Regions from separate parts of the Homo sapiens genome. Here region 2 is linked to region 1. A link is an interaction called in ENCODE POLR2A ChIA-PET data of the cell type or tissue named here. Cell type or tissue: PC-9. All regions are shown on one strand. Links, peaks and the distances in the headings refer to the core of each region. The heading gives the core; the rest is flanking DNA.

Region 1 (4,382 bases), core at 1-4,000:
ATTGAAAATGTAATAAGGGTAATTTTTTTAAAGCAAGCTTTCATATTGTATCTATAGTTTGATATGAGAATGACTGGAAGGAAATAGATAAAAGTCATAAGCAGTTACAATAAGAGGATAATAGGTAATTCTTTTCCGATTTTCTGTGATCCAGTGTAATGCAAGGCTGCACTGGTAGGAGTACAGCACCGAGATCAAGAGAGCTAATAAACCTATGTTATGAGAGGAACACGGACTTTGGAGGCAGGAGATGTACAGATTGAGTTCCAGTTCTGAGTTTTCTACTTACAAATTTGAAGGCTTGACAAGTTAGTAATTACTCTGAACCTCAATTTCTTCATCTGAAAAATGGTCTGATAACATTGTCTTCATGATTATTGTATGGATTAACTACTAGAAAGTAGTTAATGAAAGTAGTGTTCTACTGACATCACATCTGGAAGAATATATCAATCAACTTAGAAGCAACCTTAGATCTCAATGGCTAACAACTATTAGAAACAACTAAAGAAGATTTGGGCATGTAATCCCAGGACTTTGGGAGGCCAAGGTGGGAGGATTCTTGAGGCCAGGCATTCCAGTTCAGCCTGGGCAACACAGCAATACCTCATCTCTACAAAATAAAAAATAAAAAAAATTAGTCGGGCATGGTGGCACCCACTATTGTAGTGCCAGCTACTGTAGAGACTGAGGCAGGAGGATTGCTTGAGCACAGGAGTTTGAGGCTGCAGTGAGCTATGATCATGCCACTGCACTCTAGCGTGGGAACAGGGCAAGACCCTGTCTCTAAAAAAGAAAGAAAAAATAACCAAAGAAATAAAGCTTCTTTCCCACTTATGTTATTTAACTAGCTGTAGACTGTGACTCTGCTATATGTTTTGTTTGCTCTGGGATCAAGGCAGAGGGGAAACAAAGACAGTAAAGCCTTAGGTGCCTCTTGAACTGCTTGAAAGTGGTACACTACCACTCCTATTTCATTGACCAAGGGTAATGTCCATGGCCCTGAACATTATCCTCCCATTGGGATAGGCCAATACAGAAGGGCAACACATATTTTGAACAAATGATATGTGCTGTGACAGTGCTGTCCAGTTCTGTCACTTTATTTATTTATTTATGAATGAATGAATGAGACGGAGTTTCACTCTTGTTGCCCAGGCTGGAGTGCAGTGCGGCGATCTCGGCTCACTGCAACCTCTGCCTCCCAGGTTCAAACTATTCTCCTGCCTCAGCCTCCCAGGTAGCTGGGATTACAGGCGCATGCCACCACACCTGGCTAATGTTTGTATTTTTGGTAGAGACAGGGTTTCACCATGTTGGCCTGGCTGGTCTTGAACTCCTGACCTCAGATGATCTGCCCGCCTCAGTCTCCCAAAGTGCTGGGATTACAGGCGTGAGCCACCATGCCCAGCCAGTTCTGTCACTTTAATAAGGGTGTAACAACCTGGGGTACGTCTGGAGGAGGAAGATTTGGACAGTGAGTAATTCTGAAATCTTTACTAAAATACAGTGGGAAGAGTCATTGGAAAGGGAGGGGCATATTAAGTCTCTTCAAATATTTGAAGAATGGCTGTCACTGGATGGTGAGATTAGTTCAGTGCTGTGTGGCATCAGTGGGTGGAAGTTACGGCCTCATATATTTTGACTCAGTATAGTGGTAAGGAGAAAAGTGAGAAGAAAAGGAAATTATTGGTTGTTTTCAATATGTTACTCATTTACATTCTTCAAAATAATCCTAACAGAGCGTGTATGTTTCTGTGTTTAAATATTGGAAGAAAGACTCAGAGTGAATGAATACCCAAGGTCACATGGCACGTAAGTGGCAAAACCGGTTTGGAATCCAGGTCTGTGTAATCTTGTCCCTTTCTACAATATTCTACTACTCTCTGTTGGGCTGCAAGCATTTTTACAATTAAACTGTTCATCACCAGTCATCATCTGCCTGACAAAGTAAAGGCCACATCTCACACATGTCTAAAAGGGTTCAAACAGAGAATGAATGGAAAGGTTGAAAGGAAGGTTGAACTCTAGATCAATGATCTGCAAACTTATTTGATCATAAGTACCTCTTAGCAAAGTACTTGTACATACTATATATGTAGCTTATACATAAACTATTGTACTCATATGTTGTAAAGCATATAGGACATTCCCAGTACAAAGAAATGGTAAACATTTGGGATGATGTGTGTGCTAATTCCCTTGATCTGATCGCTATATACTGTATGTGTCAAAACATCACCGTGAACCCCATTAATATGTATAATTATTATTTGTCAGTTAATTTTTTTAACCTATAGGAAAAATAAGAGTTTAAAAAGATTAAGATTTTATATAACATTTTAGTTTTTTTATAAATTAGATTTCAGGTTTTATGTAAAATCTCATCTTTATAAAACTTTGTTTTGCAGATAGATACTTTTTTCTGTATCCCTGTGGATTGTCTTTTGTACCCATGGAAATGTATACCCCCAACATTGGAGGTCATTGTTTTGGATGATTTTGTAAGACTCATTTCAGTATGAAGATTCTGTAATTCTTTTTGTCCAGAATTTTTTTGAAAGGGCTAATGGTAGCTTACTTCACTTTCAGAAAGGTTTTTAAATAGTTTTATCTAAAACCAAAACTATAGACTTCACTGTCATTTGTAACAGCAATTAAGCCCAAAAACTACAAAGTGTGAAAGGTGCTATTCTAGATAAACAGTAGCAACCCCATGAGCATTACAATGTATATATAAATGGAGATGGAAGTGTAGGGGCTATTATTAAGTAAGAAACCTGATTTTTATTTGTGACATAAGAAATAGCCTTGTTATTTTAGTTATATCTTCTCTTTCTAAACCTATATATATCCAAAACTTACTGTAGTCATATATTCTAAAATGCATCTGAAATTTTGCCTAGAGAGTAATATGAATTTTTGGACTTGAGAAATTATTTTAGCACTTTTTAAAAATAGAGCCAACGATTTAAATTAGGCTAAGTCTACTGGACTAAAATCTTGATAGAGATACATCCTCTAAGAAGCAAAGAAGTTAGTTACTTGCATTGCCTGACAGAGGGAAATGTTAGCTGGTTTTCTACATTCTGGGCCTTAGTTATTGGCATTGCCAGGTTGATGTTTCACAATTAAGACAACTTTTTCTGTTAGTGACTGCTCCTTGGTGATAGATTCTTTAAGAAAAAGCCATCCTAGAACACATAAAGCAGAAAGCAAACCTAGCCTTTTAAAGATACTGTTAATGTTGAGATAGAATTCTAGATCAACAAGTGCTCTTTTCTATTTCTTTCTCTTAATGATACGTTTGGTATCGACTTTTTGCGTGACATATTGCAGTTTGGTTGGAAGTTGTAAAGGAAGTGTTTCTTGCAAGTATGATCAAACTCAGTTTAAGCAAGAGATTGAAACAGCCAACTTCAGCTGCTTATTCAGCACAGGCCTTAAGTGCCCCAGAAGCCGATAGTTTCTTAATAATAACTCTTAGTGATCATTTTCTTCTAGAAAATTACCCTGGAAAAGTAGTATAAATAGTTTAATCTGCTATTTCTTAAAATTTTGTATTCCTTTACTCATTCAACAAATAAATAGTATTCAGTGCTTCTTTGTGCCAAGCACTGAGGGCTCATTAGTGAGCAAAAGGGATATTAACCACTGTTTTAAAAAAAAAATGTATCTAACATGTACTAAAAGCCAATGGATGTGGTGATGCATGCCTATAGTCCTACCTACTTAGAAGGGTGAGGCAGGAGGATCACTTTGAGCCCAGGGGTTTGAGTTTGTGCTATAATGGTGCCACTGTACTCCAGCCTGGGCAACAGAGCAAGACCCTGTCTCTTAAAAAAGCAAACAAAAAGCCTTTAATGGAACTATTGTTGCTCATAACGGCATACTTTAGAACCCCTGGTCTAGTCTGACTGTGCTTACCTACCTGCTTGCATGCGTTTCTCTTTCTTCCCACCTCTCTTCCCCTCCCTTCCTTCCTTTCTTAATTCTCTTCTGTTTTTTACAACTCTTTTCCTTCTTTGAGTTAGTGACAATAAGCAAATTTTGAACTCATCTAAGATTAGGAGAAAAACTGTATGTGATATTTATTGTATAAAACTTGCATGGTAGAGTTAAACAGGAGATGATAAAATTCTTAATTTACTTTATAAACCAAATGTCATCTCACCTGTCTAGCTCTCAAGGTGGGTATGTTTGTTACTTCTTCCAGAAACCATGTCTCTTTAAATGGGTTTATATCATTCTATTTTAAATAAAATTCGTATGTTTTTATACAAGTGTGCTCTTTAGATGCAAACATTTATATGATTAGATAAATTTTCCTTAGTCTTTCTTTGATTATGTATTGTCTGAATTTGAATCCTGATGTGTTATTC
Region 2 (4,396 bases), core at 72-4,071, 55 kb after region 1:
CTACAACTCTTGTTCCCTGCAGTTTTCCCTGTGCCCGGTGCCTAGTGAAAGATTTGTGTCTTGTACATCCTCCCAAAAGACACATCCCATTTGATTTGGTTTTCTTCTACTTTAGCCACTGTGGTACTACTAGACAAAGCCACAGCCCAGAGAACCCACTTTTGATACATACATGGATGCAAATCTTTGTACTTGAAGCCCTGCACCCCTACCTGTGTTGGTGTGGTACTCCAGCCCTTTTAGGACTGTGCTGGCACTACGAATGATCCAGATTTGACAAGTGTATGGCACCTCTGAATCTCTGGCAGCACCAACCTGGCACCTTCTAGCTGTGTAACTCACTCAAAGCCACTCCAGCTGGATGGACTCCCAGAAAGCCTAGTGCTCCTACTACTGTTTTCCAGGGCTGTTGTACCCTGGCCATTGCTGGTTACATCCCCTTATTTCTCTCCGTAAGTCCTGGGGAGGTGGCTTAAGGCAATGACCAGTGTGGGCCACTTGAGCAGACCATCCCGGAACCTCTCTGCCTGTTAACAGAGCCCAGGGAACAGCTCGGAATTCTCACAGCATTGGAAGCCCCCTTCTTGAGCTCTGCAAGGCCAGTCAATTTAGCAGCTCACATCTGGTTTCCTTTGGTGTGGGGTGTAAAGTAGATCGCTCTTCCTGCTCTCAGCTGATGCTGCCTCATTGTAGCATGTGTTTTCACTCTAGTGTTTTCACTCTACACTCTGTGTTTATGAATGAATAGCCTGAGCTATGTCACTATATCTGTTGAGATGGAAATGAGAATTTGTAAATGGGCCTCTGGCACTGCAAGAATTGTTGTCATAAGTGTTACAGCTTTCTGTTCATTGCTGCTTCTCAGCTAGCACTGGCTTCATCTTGGAAAATCTTGGAAATATGGAAGATGGTTCTAGCCCCCAAATACAGAATAAGTCTCTTGGTAGATTGCCCTTAAGTCATCAGCTCAATCCTTCCTCAACAGGCTCCATGAGGTAAGAAGTGGGAATCCAGCTTGTGTGGGGGGGCTTTGAGGAGTGAAATGATTTGCCCAAAGTCACAGTGGGAAGCAGCAGAGCCAGGACTGGAACCCAGGCCAGACTCCAAACCGCAGGCTCCTTCCATGCTTGAAAGGGCCGGACTCACGGTAGTTAATAAAATCAATACAAATCTTTTATTAAAGATCTACTCATACCATGGCTGAAATCATCTATTATTGTTGCTAGTTAGCCTCTCTTCTATAGTTGGGTAATGTTGTCTTGCCACTGTGTTTGCCATCTCTCCCAAGTGAAAAGAACACTTTTTAAAAAAAATTAATTGCTCCAAGTTTTCAGGCCCAGGGGAGGCTCTCCCATTCTCCTCCTTCAATAGTCCCGTCCAGGAAGGGTGATCTTGTGGATAAATTCATCATACTTCACTTTGCCATTGGGTTCGATATCTGCTTCCCTGAAGAGATCATCCACTGCAATAAATCACATTTAATTTTTCAGTTTGGCTTTAGTGTTCCATTATAAAACAGTGAGTTTTTTGGGGACTGGAGCTCCCCTAAGGTCTTCCCTGAGCGTGCAGTTGACTATTCCTGTAGACCAGGAAGTAAACCAGTGAACAGAAAGGGACAACCCATCCCTGCACTCCTGAGACCCTTATTCCATTTTGAGCTAATCGGGCTTTCTGCAGGGGCAGGGAGTAGGGAGGTGTACTGGTAAGGATTCGGTCACTGATGCCACCGTGTGCTTTTTTTTTTTTTTTTTTAAAACAGTTTCGCTCTTGTTGCCCAGGCTGGAGTGCAGTGGCACAATCTCAGCTCACTGCAACCTCCGCCTCCCAGGTTCAAGCGATTCTCCTGCCTCAGGCTCCTGAGTAGCTGAGCTTACAGGCAAGTACCACCATGCCCGGCTAATTTTTGTATTTTTAGTAGAGACGGGGTTTCACCATGTTGGCCAGGCTGGTCTTGAACTCCTGACCTCAGGTGAGCCATCCACCTCAGCCTCCCAAAGTGCTGGGATTACAGGCATGAGCCACTGTGCCCGGCCCACCCTGTGCTTTTATTTTTATTTTTTCATGAAAATATGACCCCTGTGCCCATATTTCTAGAATCCTTTGGCCTGGAGTTTTTACCTTCCGCAGCTCAGCCTGCAAACAGAGCGAACATCCTCCACAGTCCCAGGCTTCGGCCTGCTCCTCACTTGCCTGCCTTTTCCCCTAAGCCGGTGCTCCTCACCACCTCTGCCCCCACCCCAAGAGAGGACTTAGTGACAAGCACTGTCTGCTACCATCACCTCTAAAAAAAAAAAAAAATGTTTGGGGGATGGGGTTTATATGAGAGAAAAATAAATCCAACTCTGTTGAGAGCTCACAGTATACAAAACAAAACTGCCATTGTTCTCCATCACTCCAAAAAAAAAAAAAAAATCACTTCATTTGCTTGTTTCTTCTGGTTCTGGATTCCTGGGATAAAATAATAGCTTGTCCCAGGCGTTGGCAAGAGCCATTTCAGCTTGTATTCTCCACAATGGCCTCTTGGGGTCAACCTACCATGGCTCTTTAGCCTGTCCTCATCTCACTGCCCTGTGTCAACTTCCCAGGCCTGGATACCTTCCACACACACACCTCCGGTCGTCAGTTAGAAAATATCCTGTGATTCTCTGCTTAACTATCCTTCTCGAAAGTATAATCACCATGCCTTGGCCTAAGCTGATAGTAGTTCTGAGTATTTATTGGGAGAATGTTGAGGACAGTATAATTCATCTCATTTTGTGGAGAAGTTTCCACAATCAGCCAGGTGGCTAAAACCATCCTGGGGGATAGGCCAACATCAGCTCCAGGGCCAGTCACTGCAGCCTCTTCCCATCTGGGCGAGGGACAGCACTTAGCCAGGTGCCAAGTCTGAGGACACCTGAGTAGAACAGCCTTTCACTCCATCTCACTTCAAAGACCCATAGAAAGCCAAAGTGCTAAAGTCAGCCCATCCCAGGCCTCAGGAGAAGGCTTCACCCACAGCCATTCCAAGGATGCTTTTTAAACTGAAAATTGTCTTTCGATCACCCAGAAAAAGGATTCCTGCTGCTGGTATCATTCTTCCCATCTCCCGTGGCAAGTGGGAGGGAAATCGGTGTCCCTGCTTGTCTGGAACACAGCAGTTTCTGTGAAACAGTCCTCTGCTGGTTATTAGAGATGTATGTGAGTCTGGGGCCATGGCATTGCTTAGGACAGAGATCATTAACCACAAAAAGAAGGCCCTGCTCCCTCTGCTGACTCCACCTGCTGTCTAGAGGGCCGGGCAGTGTCCTGGGGGGAGTCTGGGAGGGAAGGATGACCCATGTCTTCCCTATCCATGTGAAAACAGCCACGAGAGGTGAACCTGGAAAAGCTGGGTATGGAGACCCAGCCTGCTGTTGGGCGATTATTTATTTATGGAGATAAAGTCTCATTCTGTCACCCAAGCTGGAGTGTAGTGGCGCAAGCTCGGCTCACTGCAACCTCCGCCTCCCAGATTCAAGTGATCCTCCTGCCTCAGCCTCCCGAGTAGCTGGGGCTACAGGCGCCCGCCACCACGCCTGGCTAATTTTTGTATGTCAGGCAATTTTTAAACTCTGCAGCAATTTTTAAACTCTCTGCACTGTGCCTTAATGGCAGTAGCTAAAATCTGAGCAGAGTGATTTGTAGAGTGGTAGCTCAGAGGGACCTGAGGGGTCACCTACTGTACCCTCATTTCCAGCAAGGAAAGCGAGGTGGGAGAAAGGTCTCCTGGCACCCAGGATTCAAACCACAGCCTCAAAGCTCTCCTCCAGTGGTTTATTGTGATTTAACCAGAGACGGAAAGTCCGTCATATTGAAGCCTCTTTCCAGCACCCACTTGTGGCCAAGCCCAGCTCTCCTGTCCAAACCACAGGCAAGCAGGGCAGCCTACCTAGAAACCCCAGGCTCTAAGGTCGGGGTCCCTGGCCTCGGGCAGAGGCAGAGCTGGCTGGCTGGCTGCTGCGAACATGGCAGGGCTAGGCAGGAGGGTCCGCAGGCTGGAAGAACAAAGGCTGTAAATGGCCTTGGCGTGGGGATCCCCTTGACAGTGTACAAAGGGCTTTCCTAGAAGACCCCAGGCCTCGTCCTGCTCTGAGGCAGGACAGCCTGCTAGGCTGCAGGAAGGTGCAAAGCAAAGACCCCTTTCTCGTGGGGCTCTGGAACCAGGAACCCTGCCTGTCTCGGCAGTTCTCCAACTGTCCTGGCAAAGTTCCCTCTGGAGCCCCTTTCTGGAAGAGCTTAGAGCAGCCTGAGTTGGAAAGGGAGCAAAGCAGCACCTCAATTCGGAAACTCGACCTCAGCAGCAACTGCAGACTGCTGTGATGGGAAAAAGGGCAGGGATGTCTAGACCTGCCTTCGCTCCTGCGCCGCTGCTTGG

What was found. Peaks named below come from ENCODE experiments on the same cell type or tissue, not always from the same donor. Only the 100,000 strongest peaks of a DNase experiment are listed, where the experiment ranks them.
Region 2: POLR2A ChIA-PET joins it to region 1 with 14 read pairs; 4 of 35 experiments call an interaction of 5 or more read pairs at or near these places.

Annotation. Positions count from the first base shown.
Region 1 is chr15:68,137,362-68,141,743 of GRCh38, forward strand. All of the region lies in intron 2 of PIAS1 (protein inhibitor of activated STAT 1), which reads left to right. Among named protein-coding and RNA genes, the nearest start is that of CALML4, 66 kb to the right of the region's middle. In PC-9, for the core only: no CTCF peak of the experiment used is centred there; no DNase peak of the experiment used is centred there; H3K27ac peaks cover 963 bases.
Region 2 is chr15:68,192,651-68,197,046 of GRCh38, forward strand. It overlaps PIAS1 (protein inhibitor of activated STAT 1), which reads left to right. Exons shown (of 14, transcript NM_016166.3): 14 at 1-1,197. CALML4 (calmodulin like 4) reads right to left here. Exons shown (of 5, transcript NM_033429.3): 5 at 1-1,462. The coding sequence ends at 1,365. Among named protein-coding and RNA genes, the nearest start is that of CALML4, 10 kb to the right of the region's middle. In PC-9, for the core only: no CTCF peak of the experiment used is centred there; no DNase peak of the experiment used is centred there.